2 separate regions of the Homo sapiens genome follow, and region 1 is linked to region 2. A link is an interaction called in ENCODE POLR2A ChIA-PET data of the cell type or tissue named here. Cell type or tissue: Panc1. All regions are shown on one strand. Each heading gives the region's core, and the rest is flanking DNA. Links, peaks and the distances in the headings are about the cores only. Region 1 overlaps EPB42 (erythrocyte membrane protein band 4.2). Region 2 overlaps FRMD5 (FERM domain containing 5).

Region 1 (8,000 bases), core at 1-8,000, 890 kb before region 2:
AAGTCCCATGAGATCTGATAGGTTTCTCATGGGTTTCCACTTTCGCTTCTTCCTCATTTTCTCTTGCCACCACCATGTTATAAATGCCTTTCACCTCCCGCCATGATTCTGAGGCCTCCCCAGTCATGTGGAACTATAAGTCCCATTAAACCTCTTTTTCTTCCCAGCCTTGGGTATGTCTTTATCAGCAGCGTGAACACGAACTAATATAAAGAGCTATAGCTTTGGAACCCTTGCTTATTGCTAAGCACAGTGGATGTAGCAGGGCTTATTGAGAGGATGTCAGTATGTCAGCAGGTGGTGTTTGGAGCCTTGTCAGCAACCTCCTGGCCTGCCTATAAACCTTCTTTTGGTGACAGACTTCCTTTGGGGAGCTTTGCCCCACAACTGATTTGGGAGACCACAAAAGTATGGTTAAATGTTGACAGTCCCTTCTCTTGATTTCTTGGCAAGAATGTCTCATTAAGTTTCATGAGGCTGAGGCAGTGGCTCAGTAACCCACACACCTGTTAGGGACCTCAGGGAGGGTAGGAGTAAGTATCTTGAACTTTATACTGTCTGTTCAACTAAGGATGCAGTAGACATAATGAAAGAAGATATTTGCAACGTCTAAAACCAACAAGGGACTAATACCTGGACTATACAGGAAACTTCTACAGATCAATAAGAAGGAAGCACAGAAACACCAAAAGAAAAGTGGGCAAAATAAGACAAACTACTTACTGAGAAGAAAACATAAAAGGCTAACAAACATATGAAGAGTTGCAATTAAAATAATAGTAAGATATTACTTCATTTTTATTGGACTGGAAGAAAATGTTAATAGCTGGGTATTGCCAGGAATGAAGGAGGGGTAGGAATACAGAAATTCTCATGTGCTGCTGGAGGGAGTGGAGACTCTTGCAGCCATTCTGCAAATCTGACAGTACCTGGTCAAACCACATCATAGCCTAGGACCCAGCAATTCTATTCCTGGGTATATATCCCCAGACTCCACCAAATTTTTTTTTTTTTTTGAGATGGAGTCTCGCTCTTTCACCCGGGCTGGACTGCAGTGGCGTGATCTCGGCTCACTGCAAGCTCCGCCTCCCAGGTTCACACCATTCTCCTGCCTCAGCCTCTCAAGTAGCTGAGACTACAGGCGTCTGCCACTGTGCCCGGCTAATTTTTTGTAATTTTAGTAGAGACGGTGTTTCACTGTGTTAGCCAGGATGGTCTCGATCCTCCTGACCTTGTGATCCACCTACCTTGGCCTCCCAAAGTGCTGGGATTACAGGCGTGAGCCACCGGGCCTGGCCACCAAATTTTCAAACAAGTATATAAGGAGACTTGTGTGAGGATGTGCACTGCAACATTATTTGCAGTGTCAGAGAGTTGGAGGCACTCTGGGTGCCCATCTCTGTGGAGTGGAGTGGTAGAAAGTGGTGGGTGTACACGATGAAATATTATGTAGCAGAAGACATATGGGCATAAATCTTAACATAGTTCTGAGTGAAAAGTAAGAAAGCAATTAAATATAAATTTATATAAGTTAAAAGTACAGGCTCATGAAAGCAACAGTACACATTTTATACGTACGAATAAAAGGATATGAAGGATGGTGGTGAAAATGGGAATAAAAGGGAATAAATTAAACAAAATTGTATATTGTGGTGGTGACTACCAGAATGTAGCCCTCTGACCACAATGAAAGATAGCCTGTCCTCCCTTCATTACTCTCCAATACCCAGCCCTAATGCCCTCGCCTATATTCACAGCAACACCCAGGCTCTCCCTGCAGGATCAGGGCAGCAACCAGGGCAGGCGGGTGCCCAAGGGGCCCGCACAGCCTGCCTCACTCCCATCCTCCTGCAGATATGGTGGTCCTAGGATGAGGGAAGCCACTTGGTAGCCCTAATCCTTTAGTTTAGTTTCTAGGGGTATCTGCTGTCTGCATGGACATGGCAAAGAGAGAGTTTCTCTCTTGGGCCCTGCCTTTCTGACCCATTGAGACATTTCAGGGGGATGAGAAGCCTGCCATCACTTACCTGTAGCTCCTCTCTCTGTGAATGAGCCCCCTTCCCAGGATGGAGATCACACAGTCCTCCATGGGGGCATCTAGGGAGTTCTGGAGGCTGACTGAGGCTGTGAGGGGTTGATACTGCTCTGCTTTCTCTGGCATCTGTGGGAAGAGGCAATACCTGGTGTGGATGCCAAGGGCACAGCTGCAGTCACTCTCTCCTCCCATGCACCCCTGTACCCTCCTCAGTAAGTTTCCTCATCTCTGCCAAGCTGACTCAAACTTCACAGCTGATGTCTTCTACCGCTCTACCTGCTCTTCCTGCATTTATTCCCACCCTTGGTCCTTCACTGATGATTTCTGATGTCGCCTCTCCTCTATGCAGACCCCTTGGAGGGTTTCCCACTGTCTTGGGAATTCAGTTTACATTGTATTCAACGTTCTTCATGGTGTGTCCCCAAACCCCCTCTCCCACCTCACCTGTTCTTCCCATGACTAAGTGACATCCCAGCCCCGTCAGGGACTGTTCCATCCCCAGCACACGCCTCACGCTACCTTCCATTACACCTCTTTGCTGTCTTCTTCTGTCTTCAGTGGCCTTCCCCTACCTCTGTACTGAAAGGGTACCCATTTTTCAAGGCCCAGCATAGATGTCATCTCTTTCATAAGGTCATCCCCAAACCCACCAGCTGGAATTAATTCCCTTTGCTTCACTTATTCCATAGCAACTTTGTGCATCTATTAAAGCACTTATCTGGAAGACCAAATGTTGTGTCTCCCTAACTAAACTATAACCTGCTTGCGGGCAGGGATCAGATCTCATTCATTTTGGCCAGGGTAGACACATGGAAAGAGGGCTGGACCAAGAGCCATAAGCCTCTAGAACTTCCTGTTTTTATAATCTTGGGCATGTTGCTCTCTAGGGCTCACTTTTTTCATCTGAATAATGGGAACAGTTCTACCTCACAGGGCTTAGAAAGAAATAAAGGAGCTGAAAATCCTCTGGCATGTGTATGAGGTGCTAAATAAACATAGGCTATTATGATCCCTGTAGGTAGGAGGCAGTAACTGGGAAGGCCCCAATTTTAGAAACCTTTACTTAACTAAAGAAGTTGGAAGATTTAAACCTTAATAGGGCATGTAAGAAACTATGTCTTTCAAGGGAAGGAGCTCTTAAATGTAGCATTTTCTGGTAATCTTGCAGCACAGTCATCTGCTCTGAAGGGGCCTGGATTCCTTCTGAAATGGGGACCTGAGTGGTGGCAGACGAGGGCAACTCAGGGGAGGACTGGTGCCTACCTTGATGGCAAGGTGTGGTCTACAAATGGCAATGTCTTCCTGAGCAAAGCAGCTAAGGTTGGATTCAGAGTGTGTTGCCATGGCGGTGAGTCTAAGGAAGGTGTTCTCGGGTGGGTTTCGCTCAAAATTGGAGAAGAACAGGCCGATGGTTATTATCTTTTCTGAAACACATGACAGGTGGAGTCAGTGGCAACAGGTGTATGTACCCCAGAAACAGCCATAGTTACACACACAATACAAAGGACTCAGGGCCTCACTGAGGCCAGAAAGATGCACCATTTTCCCCAGCAATTGTACACTTGGAACTCACTCAAGACCTCACTCCTCACCCTCATCCCCATCACCAACCCCGACAATGCTCTTGGCAGACCACCTCAGTGGGGTTGGGAAAGGGTCCCCTGTGAACTGGAACAAGTTAAGCTCTTTCGGCCTCAGTGTCCTTGTCTAATAATGCCTACCTAGTGGGATGGTTTGTGTTGTTTGTAGGGTTTTTGTTTTGTTTTAGAGACAGGGTCTCGCTTTGTCACCTTACAGAAGAAATATCTACTCCTACTGTCACTACTGCTCAGGGGATGAGGTATCCCCCCTGCCTAAGTTGAATCCTCTGCTTTCTAAATCTGTGCCCCATCCTGACCCCATCACACTAGCTGTGTAACCCTGAGTAAATTAACGACCCTCTCTGTGTCTCATCTCCTCATCTGTAAAGTGGGGATAGCAATGGTTCTTGCCACAGAACGTGGTTGTGAGGGCTAACAAGATGATGCATATGATGCATATAAAGCACTTAACACCATTTTGGGCAAATAGTAAGTGCCTGATAAATGTGAGCTACAATTATTCTAGTTGTCTCATATCCCCAAGCATAGCACTATCAATTTTAACCCATCTCTCCTGAGGCTCCATTCTTTCCCTCTTGCCTGCTTATTTTCCTCAGCATAGAAGCAGGTTCAACTCTCTCCCTCTGCCCAGTGTCCCTGGCTGACTACTCCCCAGCCTCACCTTTTCCTGTCATGCCTCCAGGGAGGACTAGACAGTTTGTCTCACCTTCCCAACGCAATTGGCTTAACGCCCAGGAAGCTTCTCTGTAAGTCCACTCTCTTAATGGTGCTTTTCAGCCTTGACACCTCGTGCCCTTTCTGCTGACCTTGCTGGGTGCCCCCTTTCTTTGACTATTTGACCTCCCTTACTCTGCTTTTCCTCTGATCGCCCCCTAAATGCTGCTGCTGCTGCTGGGTTCCCTCCTCACCCTCTCATCTACTCACTGACCTCTCCCCACTGCCATGAGCTCATCTATGCCCTGACTCTTTGTTGGCCCCCCTGTGCTGGGATTTCCACGTCTGAGCTCCAGCCCAGAACTTTATCTTACCAAGGTCTCCTGCCACCTGCTGGCCAGCTCCACTTGCGTGTGTCACGGGCTTTCAGACACAATGTGCCACAACCAAATCCATCCTTTTTCTCCCCAAACTTGCTCCTCCCCATTTTTCCTATTCTAGTGACTCACCCAAACCAGAAGCACCCACCACACACATATACACATTCACACATTCACAAGCCCCATCTATCTCAACTCCTTAATATGTTTTAACTCTAAGTGCTGCTAGCTTAGTTTGGCCTTGATTTCTTGACTTGATGATTTACACAACCTTCTCATCTTCAATCCAGTGGTTCTCAAGACTGGATGCATGTTAGAATCAAGTGGGGAGCTTTACAAAACAATCCCAATGCCAGGCCACACCCCAAATCAGTTACATCAGACTCTGGCGATGAAGCCCAGACATCAGTATTTTTAAAAGTTCCCCAGATGATCGGAGTCTCTGAACCTACTCTGGCTCAGAAGGCTGCCCCCTCCGCCCCCCCCCCAAAAAAAAGTTCCCAAGATGACTCAATGTGCAGCTAAGGTTAAGAAGCACTCTTCTTATATGACCCCTTCCATTCCATTCTGCCAAAAGTTCTTTCTTGTTAAAATGAATTTCTGATTCCATTGACTACCCTGGTTGAAACCTTCCACCAGTTTTCCATTACCCAGAGAACAAAACTCAAACTCCTTAGCAAGAGAGACAAGACCCTGTGTCACCTGGGCCCTGTCCAGTTCTCACGCCACTCTCCCAACTCCACTCCTCCCATGCTTGGAAAGGGAAGAGTGATACAGAGACTGGAGGTGAGGTGACCGGTTAGAAGGCTGTTGCAATGCTGTAGACAAGCTCTCGTCAACTGATTCTCACACTTGTCTGCACATCGGAATTACTTCAGTTTTTAAAAATTCTGATGTGTTCCACCATGGAGTTTTTGTTTTTTTTCTTTTTGAGACGGAGTGTCACTGTGTCACCCAGGCTGGAGTGCAGTGGCATGATCTTGGCTCACTGCAACCTCTGCCTCCTGGGTTCAAGCGATTCTCCTGCCTCAGTCTCCCCAGTAGCTGGGATTACAGTTGTGTGCCACCAAGCCTGGCTAATTTTTGTATTTTTAGTAGAGTCGGGGTTTCACCATGTTGCCCAGGCTGATCTTGAACTCCTGACCTCAGGTGATCTGTCCACTTTGGCCTCCCAAAGTGCTGGGATTACAGGCATGAGCCACTGCGTCCAGCCCACCATAGAATCTGTCATTTAATTGGCCTGAGATGCAGGCTGAGCATCAAACTTCCCCCAGGTGATTCTAATGTGCAGCAAAATTTAAAAACAATTGTTCTGGTTCAGGGAATCTTAACTGTAGAATAACACAGGGTGTTAAAAAAAGAAAAAAACAATACCTGGACCCCATCTCAGACCAATTAAGAAAGAACCTCAGGGATGAGCAGGGCCCTTTGCACACGTTGCTCCTTCCGTCTGGAATGCCAAGACTTACTTTTCTGGCCATTACTCTCCTACTCATCCTTCCAGATTCCATGCAGTACAATTTATTTGGGGGCAGCTTATTCCAGCCTGGGGGGAGGTGCTCTCCTGCCACTGTACTCTGTTAAACTCAGCAAACACTTCTCACACTGCTACGAAGGGTCTGTTTACTTATCTGACTGCAGTTGGCATCGTGTTTTTTTCCTGCTTCAGGCCCAATAAATATGTGTTGAATGAATGAATGAGAGAGAACATGAGAGTGAGCAGCAGGGGCTCAAAGCCATCTCTAGAGACTGCAGGGGGTGCCCTGTGGCTGCTGCCTGCCCAAGGCAGGGGCCATGTGTGTGTGTGTGTCGGGGGGTGTCTGGTGGGGCCATAGAGCATTACCCAGGTTGGCACTGAGCGTGAGGTGCAGCTTCTTCCTCCAGAGCTTGGCAGCAAGGACACCGTTGTAGTGTACAGCCTGGACCCCAATTGCCAGCTGCACTGCCTTCTCCTGCTCACTGTGATTAACCAGCGTCACTGAGATCTGGGCATCCCCTCTCAGGGGTAGGGAGCTGGGTGCTTTCAAGAGCAGGTACAGAGGACTGGCAGTCTCGAGACTGGGAGGACGGATGCCGTTGTCTTTCTCACGTTCCATTTTCTCTTTCTCGACTCTCTCCAGCACCTCTTTTTCCTGAAGAGACCCTGGAGAAGGGAAGAAACAAAGCTGACCTTTTACCCGGGTGGTATAAATGCTTCTAATAAAACCCTGGGAATCAAAACCATTTACCCACTTCTGCTCAAATGCCAAAGTCACAAGAACTCAGCAAGCCTCTAAGGCCATATTTAGCCCAAAAATGTCTGTGTCAGGCAGCTCCACCACCGATACAGTGTGTCTCTTCCAAACCACTCAAGGACCAAGTTCTTTTTCAAGTGCTATGAATTCTCCCCTTGAATGATGAGAGAGCAAGGTTGGGGACAAGTCAACACTGTCTCTGAGGACAGTTTTGCAGGGAACTGAATTTTCCTATGTGAAAGAATTTAGACTTCCTCTGAGGGTCAGGAATGCTGCTAAATGTCCTAGGGTGCACAGCCTGTACAACAAAGACATATCTGGGCCCAAATGTCAATGGTGTCAAATGGGGTTGAGAAACCCTGTTTTATATGATGCGGAAAGGACAAGTCTCTTTCTGGCTGCATCTACCAGGCCCATCCCTTTCCCTCGCTTGCCGTTTCAGGTACCGAGAAGCCTGGGGCCCTTCCCTGGCCCGTACCTTCAGGATACTTGTAGTTCTGAGTGATGTCCTCGCAGCGGTCACTGCCCACACCCTTGGTGCTGATGTTGTTGCCAACATACTTTGTGTTGGAGTCAGTCAACTCCAGTGTCCCATCCTCACAGCACTTCCAGACCACACATGAGGCATTTATGGCAGCAAAAAGGTCTGACACTGCTGGGGTCAGCCCCAGCGTCCCCTCCTTGACTGCTCTGACCGGCACCAGATCACAGGACCCCAGGACTGAGGGAGAGAAAGGTTGGTGAGCATGGGAGCTGCGCCTAGACCTCTGCTCAGTTCAGAACTGCGTAACCTCAGTCCCCATCCTCTAGCCTATTTTCCCTCCACGAGGACCAAGGTCAGAGGTGAGCACTAGGCAGGGTTTCTGAGAGAGTCACAGAGGTGAAACTATTTAGTGATCAACTATTTAGTGATAAAACTTTTTGGTCATGGTCCCTGGCAGAAGCCCTCTCAGGAACTGGACAGGCAGAAGCTCAGAGGGTCATATTTAGCGTGAGGAGCTCTCAAGCCAGCTTTACTATGGATATGACAGGAATAGGGCTACCTTTCTTGAGCACTTACTAGGTGCCAGGCTCTGTGCCATTTCTGTTCCTGGGT
Region 2 (16,917 bases), core at 3,861-11,860:
ATACACCTAGCCGAGCTTCAACTGAACCCAGGATTTTTTCCCCCACTGCTTTTATTTCATTGTTCTTGAATGTCTTACTGCTTTTACTGTTATTGATGTTAGAAGTTACAATGCCTTGCTGTTTAATGCATTTGTTGTTTGTGTTAACCATTCAAGACGCTGAGATAAAAGTGGACTTGGAATAAAACGGGACACATGGGATCAAACTATGGAAATAATAAAACATTCAAAAACAATGATAAAAGCAAACAGAGAAAAGACATAAAGACATACACAGTTTAAAAGCCATTGTGTGTTAAATCAGTGGTTCATTCAGTTCAATATCTTCTTTCTGTCAGCAGCACCAGGGTAAGTTTTGTAGTAAAGCTTGTCATTTGTACTGTTTGATCTTATCCTCAAAAGGCTTGAAAGGTATCCTGAACATACCTACCTTTCATTAATAATACATTAAGGATGTGGTCATAACCTAGTCTTGGACCTGTCAGTTTTTCCATCCAGTAAATTATTTTTATCTTAATTATTAAAATGAATAATTCCATTATTTGTCTTAAAACAATAGGGAATCTAGTTCCAACTCTGCCACTGACTGGCTATTTGACCTTGGGCAATGTTTAATAACCTCTGTATCTGAATGTCCCACCTATATAATGAGGCGGCTAATCTCAAATTTTATGTTTTGACTACCAAATTTCAAGAAGATGATAACACACCTATCTTTACATTATACATACCCCCTGTTTTGCAAGCTGTAAACTTCTTCTCCCTTTGTTTTCTCTAGCCTTCAAAGAATCAATCTCTCATGGTAGAAAGAGACCGCAGAAATCACCTAATACAACCCATGGGATGCCTGAATCACCATTACAGAATTCCCCACTACCAGTCATCTTGCTCCTGTTTGGATACTATTATTGTTGGAGAGTTTTATGAACTCCCGAGGCAGCCCACTTTATTTTCAACTAATGCCAACTGTTAGAAATTCTTCTGATATGAATTCAGATATAAATGTTGATATAAATCTATCTCCTTGCAACTTCCTGGTTCTTCCCTCTGGGGCAACACAGCACAGACTTAAACCTTTTTTGTATATTATCCACATGATAGACCTTCTAATACTGGAGGAAGCTGTCACATTCTTATAAGTTTTCTCTCTTCTCCAGGCTAATAATCCTTTAGCTTTTATTCCATTGAATTGTACACTTTAAATTTAAATTGTACACTTTAAATGGTATGTGTTGTATCTCAAATTTGTTTTTTAAAAAGAACTATAGAAATGTAAGACACTTCAATTGTTATATCTCTAGTGAAAAACTGACAGCAGCTCCAACAATACATCCCTGAGCTATGAAACTCAGAGGCCACCATTCCCCATGGGCAATTATAATTCTGCCAAAAGATCGTGACTTTGATATACAATCTGGGGAAGCAATCTGGGGGTGTGGTATAAACCACATCCAGATATCATTACACACAAATGACTGTGATCTGAGCACCAAGAGATTTACCTATGGAAATCTAATATGGCTACCAGGAAATGTTCCCCTACGTACAAACTTCACTCAGCAGCTGTCATTTATATAGATTCTTATTTGGCAATTGCAACAATCAGTTTGTTGTGAATTTTAAAAGGTGAACAGGTATTCCAAATAAACAATGTGGTTTGGAGAATATTCATTAAATAGATATTATATAAGCACTATGTTCTAGAGCCTAGGAATATAAAGATACACTGAACTCACTTCTAGCCCTAACTCCTATTTGAGAAGCAAAGTGGAAAGACAGGAGATTAGACAAGAAATATAAAAAAGACTTATTTCTGTCAATAGGGTAGACCAGATAACCTAAAAAGCCTCTGCCAACAAAACTCAAAGAAACTTCAGAATAAAATATAGCAAACATTTTTTAAAAATACATAGCTAAGTTTTCAAGAAGATAAGGCAACGACTCATAGGTCAAAGTAGAAAAATTAAGTAAGAAAACAGAAGAGAAAGCAAATGACCTGATACTATGGCAGCCCTGTGGGTGGTTAGGATGCCAATACTGGTCTTGATAAGGAGCCACATAGGGCAAGAGAAGCCAAAGAGGGGTATCTCAAACCAAGTCTGGGCATTATCTTATAGGCATAGAGAGTTGTAAGAAAATATAAAATAGGGAAGCAATGGTTAATTTTGCATTTTAGAAAAATTACTCTACCAGCAGTATGGCTAATGAATTTTGAGGTAACCAAACCTGAGGAAGAGAGACAAGTTAAAAGATTATTAATAATCACAAACATTTATTGAGCCCTATTATGCAATCAGAAGGCTAAGAGCTTTATATGTATTATCTCAATTATGACAACCCCATATATACATTATCCTCTATCTTATCAATAATGAAATGGAGACTTGAAGACATTAAATAATTTGCCCAAATCACTTAGCAACTGGTTAGGTAAAATATACTAAGAGTCTGATGGTTTGAATGGAAATGGAAGCTTTTTTATTATCTCCTGTCATATTCAGGAGATAATTTTAAAAGGTAGAACCAAGAGGGCCTGAAGACTGCAGGAATGAGAGAAACAGAGGTGTTTAATAATGATACAAGCAATAATATCCATATGTGTTATACAATATCTATAAAATTATACAAGGGATATTAGAGTTTCCTCAATAAACTAAACATAGAACTACCATATGACATAGCAATTCCACTTCTAGGAATACACTCAAAGGAATTAAAAGCAGGTGTTCAAATACTTACATATGAATGTTTATAGCAGCTCTATTCATAACACCCAAAAGATGGAAACAACCCAAACATCCATCAACAGATGAATGGATAAACAAAATGTGGTATATTCATGCAATGAAATATTATTCAGTTGTAAAAAGGAATAAAGTATTAATACTTGATACAACATGGATGAACCTTGAAAATGTAGTATGTTAAGTGAAAGATGCCAAAGGCCACATATTAGATAATTCTATTTATGTAAAGTATCCAGAATAGGCAAATCTACAGAGACAGAAAGCAGATTAGTGGTTGCCAGGGGCTGCAGGTAGGAGAGAAATAGGAGTGACTGCTAAGTGGGTTTCCTTTTGGGGTGATGAAAGTATTCTGGAACTAGTGAGTGATGAGGTTACATAACACTGTAAATGTACTTAATGCCACTGAATGATACACTAAAAATGGTTACATTGGTAAATTTTATATTATGTGTATTTACCACAATTTTTAAAAGGTGAATATTGGCCTACTGATAGAGTACTTCCATGGATGGAGATATTTAAAGAGTAGGACTGATAGGGGTGAGGGACAAAGATTAGTCTGTCATTAAAAAGTAATAATCATGGCTTTTATGAAACATTTGTATTATAAAAGGGATACTGACCTTAAAATAAAGCAGTACTATGGAAAGGATTTCCATTCACTGTAAAAATCATCATCATTCATGGTCTTGATAATATAAGGGCAACACAGGACAACAATGGCTTTATCTGTTAGAAACAGATAAAGAGGTAGTCTCTGCCCTTACCAGTGTTTTTTTGTTTGTTCATTCTATCACCCAGGCTAGAGTGCATGGTGCAATCTTGGCTCACTGCAACTTTCGTCTCCCAGGTTCAAGCAATTCTCATGCCTCAGCCTTCCAAGTAGCTGGGATTACAGGTGTGTGGTAACACACCTGGCTAACTTTTGTATTTTTTAGTAAAGATGGGGTTTCAGCATGTTGGCCAGGCTGGCCTCAAACTCTTGACTTCAGGTAATCCACCCCGCCACAGCCTCCCTAAATGTTGGGATTACAGGCATGAGCAACCGCGCCCGCCCAAGTTTTAAAATAGAGTAAGTAGAACTCACAAAGAGCCCTACATTATAACACGTAATAACATATAAACTTAAGAGTAATGCAGTCAACATATGCAATGAATTCAGAGGAGAAAGTAGTCAAGGCAGGTTCCTTTGAAATATATGAACCAAAACATTACGGCACATTCTAGTGCAGTAGTTTAAAGTATAGGTTTTCCTGCAATATTGAACTTTGGCTCCACCACATACTACCTGCCTGAACCTGTGCAAGTTACTTTTCCTCAATGTCCTTACCTGAAACATGAGAATAATAATAGAACCCATCCCAAAATTGTTGTAAGGATTAAATGAGATATACATACACATATTTATTCATTTATTTTAAATGCTTAGAATAGTGCCTGAAGCATAGAAAGTGCTCAGTAAATATCAGCTGCTATCATCATCATCATCATCATCATCATCATCATCATCATCATCATCATCATCCCAGGCATTGAAGAAGGAGTAAATTGCATTTAGGAATAAAATTTGGTGTTCCAGCCCAGCAATGTTCAAACTCTTTGGGGAATGCAAATAAAATCAAAATTGAAAGCCCAATAGTTACACTGAGTTGAAGTAAAACTACTCTAGCTGAAGTAATTCCTGTATGGTGAGTCACATTGTCTGAGAATTCTGTCCTGGACTTACTCAAGGAGTCATTCATTATTCAGCATTTCGTGAACATCTACCATGTGCTAGTTTTTATGCTAGGCTGAGTGTTTAGAGAGGAAAGATATAGGTCCTGTTCTCCAAGAAAGTTACATTCTAGTTGAGATAGGCAAAAACTCCCCCAATTTTAAACATTTTTATTGAGATATAATTCACAATCCCACTCATTTAACATATAAAATTCAATGGTTTTTAGTGTATTCACAGTTATGCAACCATCATCACAATCAGTTTTAGAGCATTTTCACCATTCCCGAAAGAAACCATGTGCCCATTAGCAGTCACTCCTCACTTTCCATTAACTCTCTCCCCACCAGCTCTAAGCAACCCCTAATCTACTTTGTGTCTCTATAGATTTGCCTATTCTGAACATTTAATATAAACAGAATCATAAATATATGGTAAAAATCCAACAACTTTAAGACCACTCCACGATAATTATATTTATTTAAGTAATATCAGGACTTAGAAAAGAGAAATGATGCCCTGATTCTTGTTCCACATGTTTTGATTCCATGTGTGCACCTCTGACAGCTATCAACTGTTTCAGGTTATCCCTCCTCATGTTTTCTCTTCTTCCTTCCCCCAAAACCTTGGGTGTACAGAGAGGTACTCAGGACTGAAGTTAAGAGGAGAGAAAACAATACTGGAGGCTATCAGTTATTCATTCCATACCATATGCCAGGCACTATGATGTACTTTATATATGTGCTCTCCTTTAATTGTCACAATAACTCTGGGAGACAAAAACTACTAGTATCTTCATTTTACAAAGGAGGAAGCTGAGATTTAGAAAGGTTAACTAGCTCGCCCAAAGGCACACAGCCAGTGATGTCAGAGATGGGATCTGAACCCTGTTCAGTCTGACTACAAAGCCGTAAGACCCTAAGCCCCTAAACTGTTAAGCTCTTTCACTCAGTAGTGGTTTTCTCCTGACCCAGTCAAAGTGGCTTATTCTTCAAGGAACTCCTTAATGTATAATATAAATGGATTCTTAATATTGCTGATAAACTTTCATATTTATTCTCTATTTTACAGACTTACATTAAAAACTCAGGTTTCAAGAGAAAATAAAAGTTGGCCAGCAGACTGATATAATAGAAAGAATTTATCAGCACAGGAGGGGACAGAAAGATGGTGACTCTGTGTCTCCAGATCTATCCATGTTTCTCACATTTGTTTGCCCTCCCTTTTCCCACTCTACAGCATGAATGTACTTTATAACCTCAGACATGCTTTTAAATCTTTGTGAGTCCATTTTTATATATAGAACAAGAAAATAAACACCACATAAAACTATTAACGATGGTTTTAAGTATATGTGTAATGTGGAACTGACCACTCCTTGTCAGTACCAGAGTTTCCAGGAGATAAACAGGCATGTCTGCTTGTCCTTTAAAAAGTTTTTCAGGGCTGGGTATGGTGGTCCCCGCCTGTAATCCCAGCACTTTGGGAGTCCACATGGGAGAATCACTTGAGCTCAAGAGTTGGAGACCAGCCTGGATAGCATGGCAAAACCCTGTCTCTACAAAAAATACAAAAATTGGCCGGGCATGGTGGCATGCACCTGTAGTCCCAGGTATTTGGGAGGCTGAGGTGGGAGGATGACTTGAGCCCAGGATGCATAGCTTGCAGTGAGCCAAAGTCATGCCACTACAATCCAGCCTGGGCAACAGAGCCAGATCCTACGTCAAAAAAAAAGTTGGTCACTTCCTAATAGAAGGCATTTTATTTGGGTGGTTTTCTGCAGTCAGAGCAAGCAGAAGCAAAGGAACTGGGACATAAAAAACAGAATTTCAGTGAAAGATGTCTGTAGTGCATGTAGCCAGGTAAGTCAAGACATCAGAAGTGCCTATTATAAAGCAGGAACAAAGAGAAAGTGGCTGATTAGGCCTAAGGGCCTAATGAAACTTTGTCTTCCACCTCTCTCACTCTTTATCATAAAGAAAGAACACAGCAAAGGCCTCCATCACAGTATCTCTCAGCAGTGTACACCCTGCATGCACACACACGTGCATGCATGCTCACCTCCGTCCCTCACTTCACTTGAACTTAATCTATGTTTAGGGAGCTCCTACTTGAATTCCCATTTTAAACTTGTCTATCCTGAAGTTGAGGCCAAGAATCTGAAAATCTGTGGTATAGGTGAATGTTAGACACACCAGGGTACAATTTTAGATCCCATTTATAAGCTGCAAGGTCATAAGCAAGTTATTTAATCTCCTAGATCCTCAGAATGCTTGCCCATAAAATTACTGAGATGATGTAAATAAAATCCCTAGTGAGTACTGCTCTCTTTAGATGTCCCAATTGATTTGTAACTATATTTCAGAATATACAAGATTTAGCCACAATAGCTAGCTCAATATTTTAAAATTAAAGATAAAATGTTATGGAAGCCCTGTCTAAATTACCAAAGAGATGAATAACTACTTTTTTTTTTTTTTTGAGATACTTTCACTCTTGTCTGGGCTGGAGAAGAGCAATGGCGTGATCTCGGCTCACTACAACCTCTACCTTCTGGATTCCAGTAATTCTCCCACCTCAGCCTTTCGAGTAGCTGGGATTACAGGTGCCCACCACCATGCCTGGCTAATTTTTATATTTTTAGTAGAGATGGGGTTTTACTGTATTGGCCAGGCTGGTCTCAAACTGCTGACCTCAGGTGATCCGCCCGCCTCACCCTCCCAAAGTGCTGGGATTATAGGCGTGAGCCACTGTGCCTGGGCGAATAACTGCAATTTTCTTCTGACAATGTGCATGTTTAAATTAAGTCTTATAGTACTTATTTCCAAAGAAAGTGCTGTATTTTAATCACTCTATGTCCCATGTTTTGAATTTTTTTAAAAGACTACTATGAATCCTTACCATGACAACTAAATTCTTTCCATTACTAAAGCCTGCAAATACCCAATCTGAGAAAATGGGCAATTCAAGACAACCTAACACAACCAGCTTGGGGACCCTGCACAAAGAGCACTGTAACTATGGAAACACCTGTTAATGAAGTTACACTATAAATCACAGAACCTGTTCCATTATTCAAGTACCAAGCATTTGAGATCAATTTATAGCAACTGTAAGCTATTAATAATGGTATTCTATTTAATTTGTCAAACACAATTTTCTCTCTCAATGAAATCTTTAGGAAATACTTAAGTATTTTTCTTCAGGAGAAGAAAATGTTAAATCCACCTAAGTGTTACAGTATACCTGACTGGTGGTTTTTAACCTGTTTGTGAAACAAGCATTATGAAATCAAGCTTATTTAGCACTTGGCATATGTTTATGATATTATTTACATTTTACATATATAGCCTGATATATATAGATATATATGCACACACACACGCACATGCACACACACACACATATATATCCTGTTTCTTCAACCAGGTTAATAAATTCCTTAAGAACATAAAACATAACTTATAAGTCTCCTTATCACCAGTGCTTAGTGGAATGCCCATGATCCAGTCCTTAATGAATGCTTTCCTAACTAATTTTAGCTTCTCTTTTCTAAGCACAAGAGACTTTGGAAGAAGATAAATCACAGCACATTAATGTGAACAAGATTTTGTGATGGGAAAAATGGGAATCAGTAACTGAATGAATCTTATAGTGCTAAGTTCCAGAAGGAGGTATATAAGAAATACCCTTATATATATGGTGTCTGGTTCATTAAATACTCATCTTTTTTCCACAAACTTTTTTTTATTGAGAAAAGAAACTCTAGGCCAGTGCTAACTCTTATCTTAATTTTCTTCCATCCATGGGAATTTTTTTTTTAACTGACAGGATTTGCTTTTTCTCTAGAATTGTGTGCTGCCTGAGCCTCTACTCTCCTCTCTCCCTGCTTCCCCTCAGTCAAGAGAGGAAGGAAAAATACATAGTGCCTATGTATGAATTTAGGATAGAGGTGAGGCCTGACATCCTACATGAAATATAAACAGAGCACCTCACTGTATGACGACATGGGATGCAAGAGAAGCAGACTTTGAAGTATTTAAGTTTAATGCTCCCGATTTTTAATTTAAAAAGCAAGGGGAATAACTGCTTCATATTTTTCTCTCATAAAACAGTAACGTGTAGGTTTCTTTCTTTTGGTCGTCACTCTCTTTTGGGAATCTAGTCCCTCTGTTTTGGGAATCTAGTCCCTTGATTGAAAGGGTCTCTGCCTCTCCTGTATGTCTAGTCCTTCAGATTCCACTTCCACAATGTTCTACCAGTCAGCCTCCATCCTTTCTGTTCTAGCTCAGCTCAAAGGTCTTCATTAATTCTCAGCCAAGCTACCATATTCACCTCCAAATTGGTCTCACAGCTCCCAGTCTTCCCCTATAACTCATTCTATTTGGTGCTGCCAAATTAACGTTGCTAAGATACAGCTGTGATTCACGAAGTCACAAATATTTCTTAAGCACACACTCTCTATGCCAGACACTGTGCTAGACTCTAAAGAGTCAGAGAAAAAGACACACAGTTGTTGTTGTCATTTTATCTCATGAAGCTTACATTCTAATGATATACTCTGTGCAAAATTCATCAACCCACTGCCAATGGAATTAAGTGTAATTTCCTCACTGTGTTCATCATAGGATATGAGCTAAGTGATCCTTTCCAGATTTATCTCCTACTGCACCCTTGCCCTCTGTTCTAGTGAAATGGGTTTTGCTCATCTAGAATTTTGCTACAACCATGCTATTTTTTTCTGACTTCTGCACCCAGAATCCTCTCCCACCTCTACCCACATCACCTTCTAGAAACTTAATCTAAATTTCAAGGCCTGTCTAAAGTGAAATGTCCTTCATAAAGTCTTTCGCTGACCCCACATCCTAATGTTTCTCTCCCTATACTGTCCTCGGAAACTTTTATCTTACTTTGCATTATAGTAATTGTATATTTGTTCTATCCTCTGCCTTTTTTTTTTTTTTTTTTTTTTTGAGATGGAGTCTCACTCTGTCGCCAGGCTGGAGTGCAGTGGCACAATCTCGGCTCACCACAACCTCTGCCTCCCGGGTTCAAGTGATTCTCCTGCCTCAGCTTCCCGAGTAGCTAGGACTATAGGCGCGCACCACCACACCCAGCTAATTTTTGTATTTTTAGTAGAGACGGGGTTTCACCATGTTGGTCAGGATGGTCTCGATCTCTTAACCTCGTGATCCACCCACCTCAACCTCCCAAAGCGCTGGTATTATGGGCGTGAGCCACCGCACCCAGCCATTACTCCCTTTTTATTACTTATAAAAATTAGCACAGAAACTTGTATACATTAGATAGGGAGTATTTTTAGGAATGTACATATTTTCTAAACTCTCTTCCATTCCTTCCTTCAGGACAAAAAAAAAACAACTTGATCTTATCAGGGGTAGGGAAAGGGAAGGGCATGAAGCAACAAGGAAGACTGGCTGATGAGCACTTCTCCTGAAGAGTTATTTAATCTGAAACTTGAACTTGAATGAGGCTAGTCAGGTGAAGAAGGGTAGAAATGACTACATCCATTAGATTATGCAAAAGCATGGATGAGAGACAATACTTGGTTGACAAAACACTGCAACCATGCTATCTTTTTTTTTTTTTTTTGAGACGGAGTCTCGCTCTGTCGCCCAGGCTGGAGTGCAGTGGCGCCGTCTCAGCTCACTGCAAGCTCCATCTCCCGGGTTCACGCCATTCTCCTGCCTCAGCCTCCAGAGTAGCTGGGACTACAGGTGCCCTCCACCATGCCCGGCTAATTTTTTGTATTTTTAGTAGAGACGGGGTTTCACCATGTTAGCCAGGATGGTCTCGATCTCCTAATGTTGTGATCCGCCTGTCTCGGCCTCCCAAAGTGCTGGGATTACAGGCGTGATCCACCACGCCCGGCCCCTAATATCTTAATGGAGCAATACAACCCAGCCCCACTGAAAAAAAAAATAATAAAAGTCTTCACCATTATATATCATAATACTTGCATTTTTGGGGTGAATGAATCAGCTTGCAAGAACCCTCTTTCTCAAAGACCATACCTCCACATTGCATTCCATATCTCCAGAAACATATGGACTCTGGCATATGTGCTTACCATGAACCCAGGATACAAACTGACTCAAGCCAGGCCAGTCAGATTTCTTCTCCTGAGAGTTTGGAATTGAAATCATGACAACAAATCAAGGCAGTGTCTTCATGAGTTACTCAGGTACTGCAGCTTGGTGATTTTTCTACCAAGTAGACTGTGGAACAAAGAAATCTTGTCTGTATATAGATAAGAGGCAGATATGCAAACAAAAGCAGAGGGAGAGGGAGCATGGGCACCTCCTAGGTCCGGGCTGGCTTTCCATTTGTCCCCTAATTCCAGTCTCTCTCTGAGGCCCAGCTGCTCCCATTCTTAGGTCTGGCAACCTCTACATCCTTATAATAAACCCCTCTTTCTGCTAAGGCTAGCTCGAGTTCTTCTCAGACACCTACAACCCATTAGTCCTAACTAGGACATAAACGTTTTATTGAGCCACCAAACTCCCACTAAACAGTGTGTTGGAATTCCTCTAGTATTTATCAAGCTCCTACCATGCTCAAGTTATTCATCACCAGTGTACAGAAATCTAAGAGTTTTATTTTCCATTTTATTTAACATTTTCTTTTGATTGTAGCACAAATTATTTTAGGTCACACACTTAAAAGTTTTGTGTCATAATGTAAACCCAAAGCCTATGATTCCTGTTTTATTTTGCAGCTAATATTCACTCTGAGCTACTGATATATGAATATCAATATTCTGAAAGACACTTTGGGAGATAAAGGGGCAATTAGTTCAAAAGCCATTTTTCATCTCTTTAATCAGACCAAGTTCATCCACAAATTTCAATTGTGCTGATAGATAGTTTTAGGAAAATTCATTGAGGGACACATTGAAATGGCCTCTCTAGAAAGCTTTGACAAAATTATTATATCCATGGATATAACATGACCATGATCCAGTGATTCACGATGCATTACTCACTGGACCCCTAGGGAGCCAGCCGACATAGAGTCCCACCCAACAGGATTAATATAATCTAGCAGCAGAGTATTTCTCAAAATTACCCAAGCATAAGACTCATCTAGAGCATTTGAAAACATACAGATTCCACGAGTCCATCTGAGACCTGATCAGAATCTCTATGAGACAGGACTTGGACTCCATTCATCTAACAAGCACCTCCAGGGGATTCACAATTTCTTTCTTTTTTTTTTTTTTGAGTCAGGGTCTTGCTCTGTTGCCCAGGCTGCAGTGCAGTGGTACAACTGTGGTTCACTGCACCCTCAATCTCCTGGGCTCAAGAGAGCCTCCTGCCTCAGTTTCCCGAGTAGCTGGGACCACAGACATGCACCACGACACTTGGCTAATTTTTAAAAATTTTTTGTAGAGTTAGAGTCTCACTATGTTACCCAGGGTGGTCTCAAACTCCTGGGTTACAGCAATCCTCCCACCTTGGCCTCCCAAAGTAATGGGATTACAGGTGTGAGCCAACACGCCTGGCTTGAATTCACAGTTTCTGTTTAGCATGACTTTAAAAATGAACCCTGAGCTTCATGCCCAAAAGAGAGCCCCTGTCAGATGTTGCTGAAGGAGCTCTGATTCACCTGTGCTGCTTCTTCTTTCTTGCATTTTCTTACCTTCATTTAATGTTCTGGCTTCTCCTCAAATGTACCCCCTGCAGCAGGATTCTGTAGCTTTTCCAGAGTTCAGTTACTTTATTCCCTCCTGGCATGGCCAACTGGAAACCCACTAAGATAAAGGAACTGCTCCTATACCTTCTCCCCATTCTTGCCCTAGTCCTTCCAACTGTATGCTGCACTCAAAGGCATGCCTGACTGGATATGGCCTGGCCTTGAAAGCCCACTTCCATCCTTAACAGACTCCAGGAAGGCTGACCTACTCTTACTACATAAGAGTAAACTGGCCGGGTGCGGCGGCTCACGCCTATAATCCCAATACTTTGGGAGGCTGAGGTGGGTGGATCACTTGAGGTCGGGAGATTGAGACCAGCTTGACCAACATGGAGAAACCCCATCTCTCCTAAAAATACAAAATTAGCTGGGCGTGGTGGTGCATGCCTGTAATCCAAGATATTCGGGAGGCTGAGGCAGGAGAATCGCTTGAACCCAGGAGGCAGAGGTTGTGGTGAGCCAATATCACGCCATTGCACTCCAGCCTAAGCAACATGAGAGAAACTCCATCTCAAAAAAAAAAAAAAAAAAAAAAAGAGTAAATTAAATTATGTCCATCATTCCAACTCAGGGTGATCCATTTAATCACAAATGCCACACTTATGCTATATAAACACTAAAGCAATCGTAGTAGCATAAGCCCACTCATTTAACAACCTAAAACAAATGCTACAGTGTATTACTGAAGGATCAATCTAGTACGGTGTATCTTTTTTTTTTTTTTTTTTAGACAGAGTCTTGCTCTGTTGCCCAGGCTGGAGTACAATGGTGTGATCTTGGTTCACTGCAACCTCCGCCTCCTGGGTTCAAGTAATTCTCCTACCTCAGCCTCCTGGGTAGCTGGAACTATAGGCATGAGCCACCACACTCAGCTAATTTTTGTATTTTTAATAGAGACGAGGTTTCACCGTGTTGGCCAGGCTGGTCTTTTACTCCTGACCTCAAGCGATCCACCCGCCTCAGCTTCCCAAAGTGCTGGGATTACAGCACTTTGTAAGTGAGGTCACCACACCCAGCCTAGTAGTGTGTATCTTTAAAATAAATTTTGTAGAAGGGAATTTGCAGGAGGGCAGTCCTTGACCCAGCCCATTTCACAACCACAAATGTGTTCTTAAGGTCAATGTGCAGTCACCACTCTGTATTCCAGCTGTCACACAGGGGTACTACTCACTGAAAAATGTCAGGAGCAAGAAAGGAGACAGTGATAAGCAGGGATGATGGTGAGTGACCCTTGCCATATCTCACCCTTATTGATGCTTCATACAAAAAATGTGGGGTCTGCTTTGGAAAGTACAAAAAGCATGATAATGAATCAACAAACACAAGTAGAGAATGGATGTCTCGAAGAGTTTATTCATAGATTTACTGATAACAGTTAAATAATGTAATGATGCAAAATTATAATGCTATCATTTTAGTATGGAACATGCAGGATTTTTTTCCTTCACAAAAGCTAGTGAGAGAACAAGAAGTCCAACAAAACCACTTTGTTCTCTGAAATAAAGAATACATCTGATGGTTAAATCCACTTTGCCAGAGTTGATGAGTGAGAGTAAAGTAAACCTAAGGGGAGAAAAAAACAGCTACCCTCACCTGTAGGAACAGCAAGCTTTGTAGAAAAATTCTGAAGTGCCTTTAGCAAAGCCTCACTTTGCCTCTGCAAAACTGTGCTCTTGGGAGACTTCAGACAAGCAGTCTGGGCCTTAGGGCTTATCTGGGTCAGACCTGAACCCTTAGAATGACATGGCTATGAAAGTGTCCAGGTCAACCAGACAAGAAGAGGGGCTCCTGTACTAACCTTAAAAGAAGTAGGAGGTGCTACCAGAGCAGACTATAGGGAAGCTCTGAAGAAAGCAGTGTACCTCGGGGAGGGCTCTGCCTTTAACACTGTATATAGAATAATATGTTACAGTGTATAAACACAAATATATACACACACAGAACCGTCTATCTGTGTCTTGGAGATTCAGACTAGTAATTTGTCTAATGTGTGCAAACTCCTTCCGTGGGCAGAAGGACTGCTACTGTGTGCCCAGATGGGTACATAGGACAAATTATGTTTACTCAACTTCAGAGAAACCATGCCAAAATGTTCTTCCCAAACAATTGATTTCAACTTGTTCTTGTTTTCCTCCAATAGCAGCCTGACAAACTGTTTTATACATGCATTTGACTTTTCAAAAATTTGCATGCAATCATGGCAAACTCAGCAAGTCTTTGTGCTCCAGGAGCTGCAGAATGGCCTTTGAATGACATGTTTACTGCATCCTAATGTAAAATGTCATCTTCTTAAAGTCTGGGAGAAAGGACCTGCAGCAGCATGAACCTGGCCTGACCCTGTGTTATGTGCATCAGCAAGAGCCAAATGCCTAAAGCAGCCAGAAAGTAATGCCATGCTCCCAAAAGTTCAGAGTGACAAAACAAAAAAAAAAAAACTAAACAACAACAACAAAAAACTAAATAAAAAGTCCAAGCTTCAATGATTATGTTACTCTCTGTCACCTGACTCTTCAATGAACAGGAAGCATACTCTCTACTAAAAGGGATACAAGGCCGGGTGCAGTGGCTCACGCCTGTAATCCTAGCACTTTGGGAGGCCAAGGCGGGCAGATCACGAGGTCAAGAGATCGAGACCATCCTAACCAACATGGTGAAACCCTATCTCTACTAAAAATACAAATATTAGCTGGGTGTGGTGGTGCATGCCTGTAGTCCCAGCTACTTGGGAGGCTGAGGCAGGAGAATCACTTGAACTCAGGAGGCAGAGGTTGCAGTGAGCCGAGATCATGCCACTGCACTCCAGCCTGGCGACACAGCAAGACTCTGTCTCAAAAAAAAAAAAAAAAGAGAGAGAGAGACATAAGCAGAAAAGCAATCTATGACTTAGTTTCTGTCAGAGCCTTGAGTCTTTCTTTATCCACAGAGTTAGAAAACTATGAACCCAAACTGCAAATGTACCATTTCCTCACCAATGGTCATTTGTCACTTCTGATGCCTCTTGAAGAGACCCTGTCACAGTTGTGACTTAAAGAAGACTCTACGTTTTACTGCCTCCATTTTTTACATTCTCTTAATTCCTTTAAACTTCATATATTAGAATAATTAGACAAAGTCACCTTTTTCCAACATCTACACACTTCATGCAAAGCAAATTCTCATTTAAAAATTATCTTTTGAGCTTTTAAAATAGACTATTTGCTACTTATATAAAGATAATTGATTTGCAAATGAAGAGTAGCAAACTGCTCCCCACCTCCTGGACATGTTTATAAAGTTGAGCAGGACAGCAGTCATATATCAAAAACACGACAACATTATCTTTCAGTTTCCTAGGTTAAGGGCAACCTCATCAGAAACTGTTCAGGCTGGGTGTTACATGGTTTCTGCATGGAAGCCAATCACCTTCACATATAAACACCTCCCTCACATCAATATGTTGTAGTTCTAGTAAGTTCACAGTCATTTTAATAATCAAGAGAGGTCGGGAAATTAGTATGCACATGACCAATAAAATAAATAGCCACAGTTCCCTCTACCAATGCTCCTCAAACTTTAACATGCATGCAAACCACCTGAGGATCTTGTTAAAATACAGATTCTGATTCAGTAGGTCTAGAGTGGGGCCTGAGATTATGAAATCCTAACAAACTCCCAGGTAATGCTGCTGCTGCTTCTGCTGATCCATGGACCACATTTTCAACAGTAAGACAATCTACCATGACCTCTCTTGGAGGTGGTAATGTCCAAGTAATCTCTTTGACACACATGAATTCCCATCATATGATTATGAAAAAGGAGACTGTTAAAACTGAAAAAAAAATGTGGAAACTGCAATCATGGGTTCTGGAGAATGGAAGGAAGAAGTGAATTTGGGATTCTTGGCCCCTATTTTGATTCATATCATTATTCTATTATCTGTTCCTCAAAATTTGCTTGGCATCCTGACTCCCTCAAGAGAGATGGAGATTGTTTGTTGCCAAGGGCCACCAGTATCCAAGATACAAAAAGATACATCTTTTATCCTCTACTTGCAAGTACCATAAAGAGGCCAGCTCTGGGGTACTTTTAGGCTTGCTATGGAGGCAGCCACAACACTATCTCTGGCACTAGAAATACATCTGAACAATCTGGAATTAATTATAGAGTTGCAAAGAATTCCACAACATCTAAAAAGATAAGCTTGTATGAGTTCAACCGAACTATTCTGATTAAGCAATTTTTGCTAGCTTTCCTTCTTTCTGATTTAACCCAGAGCATTTAACAAGCACTCTGAAAGCCCCCCTACACTCTGAGTCTAGCCACACAAAAGCTGAAATCCAGTCATCCTGACTGTATCTAATAGCTTCTTCTTCTCTTTTTTTTTTTTTTTTTTTTTAAGATGGAGTTTCGGTCTTGTCTTGCCCAGGCTGGAGTGTGGTGGCATGATCTCGACTCACTGCAGCTTCCACCTCCCGGGTTCAAGTGATTCTCCTGTCTCAGCCTCTCAAGTAGCTGGGACTACAGGCATGTGCCACCACACCCGGCTAAATTTTTTTTTTTTTTAAGTAGAGAGGGGGTTTCACCATGTTGTCCAGGCTGGTCTTGAGCTCCTGACCTCAGGTGATCCACCCGCCTTGGCCTCCCGAAGTGCTGGGATTACAGGCATGAGCCATCGTGCCAGGCCAACTAATAGCTTCTTAATCACAGTTTTGCATCCCAACTCTCCACATTGTCACCTAGCAGCAAATGGAATCCACAGCA

Evidence for each region. ChIA-PET counts read pairs that join two places held together with the same protein. Peaks named below come from ENCODE experiments on the same cell type or tissue, not always from the same donor. Only the 100,000 strongest peaks of a DNase experiment are listed, where the experiment ranks them.
Region 1: POLR2A ChIA-PET joins it to region 2 with 8 read pairs; 1 of 35 experiments calls an interaction of 5 or more read pairs at or near these places.

The regions. Positions count from the first base shown.
Region 1 is chr15:43,199,817-43,207,816 of GRCh38, forward strand. It overlaps EPB42 (erythrocyte membrane protein band 4.2), which reads right to left. Exons shown (of 13, transcript NM_001114134.2): 9 at 7,383-7,625; 10 at 6,514-6,813; 11 at 3,299-3,459; 12 at 2,028-2,161. Among named protein-coding and RNA genes, the nearest start is that of EPB42, 17 kb to the right of the region's middle. RefSeq lists a silencer at 4,475-4,769. In Panc1, for the core only: CTCF peaks have their summits at 4,686 (motif pointing left) and 4,887; a DNase peak (open chromatin) is centred at 4,706; H3K27me3 peaks cover 287 bases.
Region 2 is chr15:44,083,517-44,100,433 of GRCh38, forward strand. The region is part of intron 1 of FRMD5 (FERM domain containing 5); the gene reads right to left. Among named protein-coding and RNA genes, the nearest start is that of FRMD5, 100 kb to the right of the region's middle. In Panc1, for the core only: no CTCF peak of the experiment used is centred there; DNase peaks (open chromatin) are centred at 4,495 and 8,856; H3K27ac peaks cover 2,197 bases.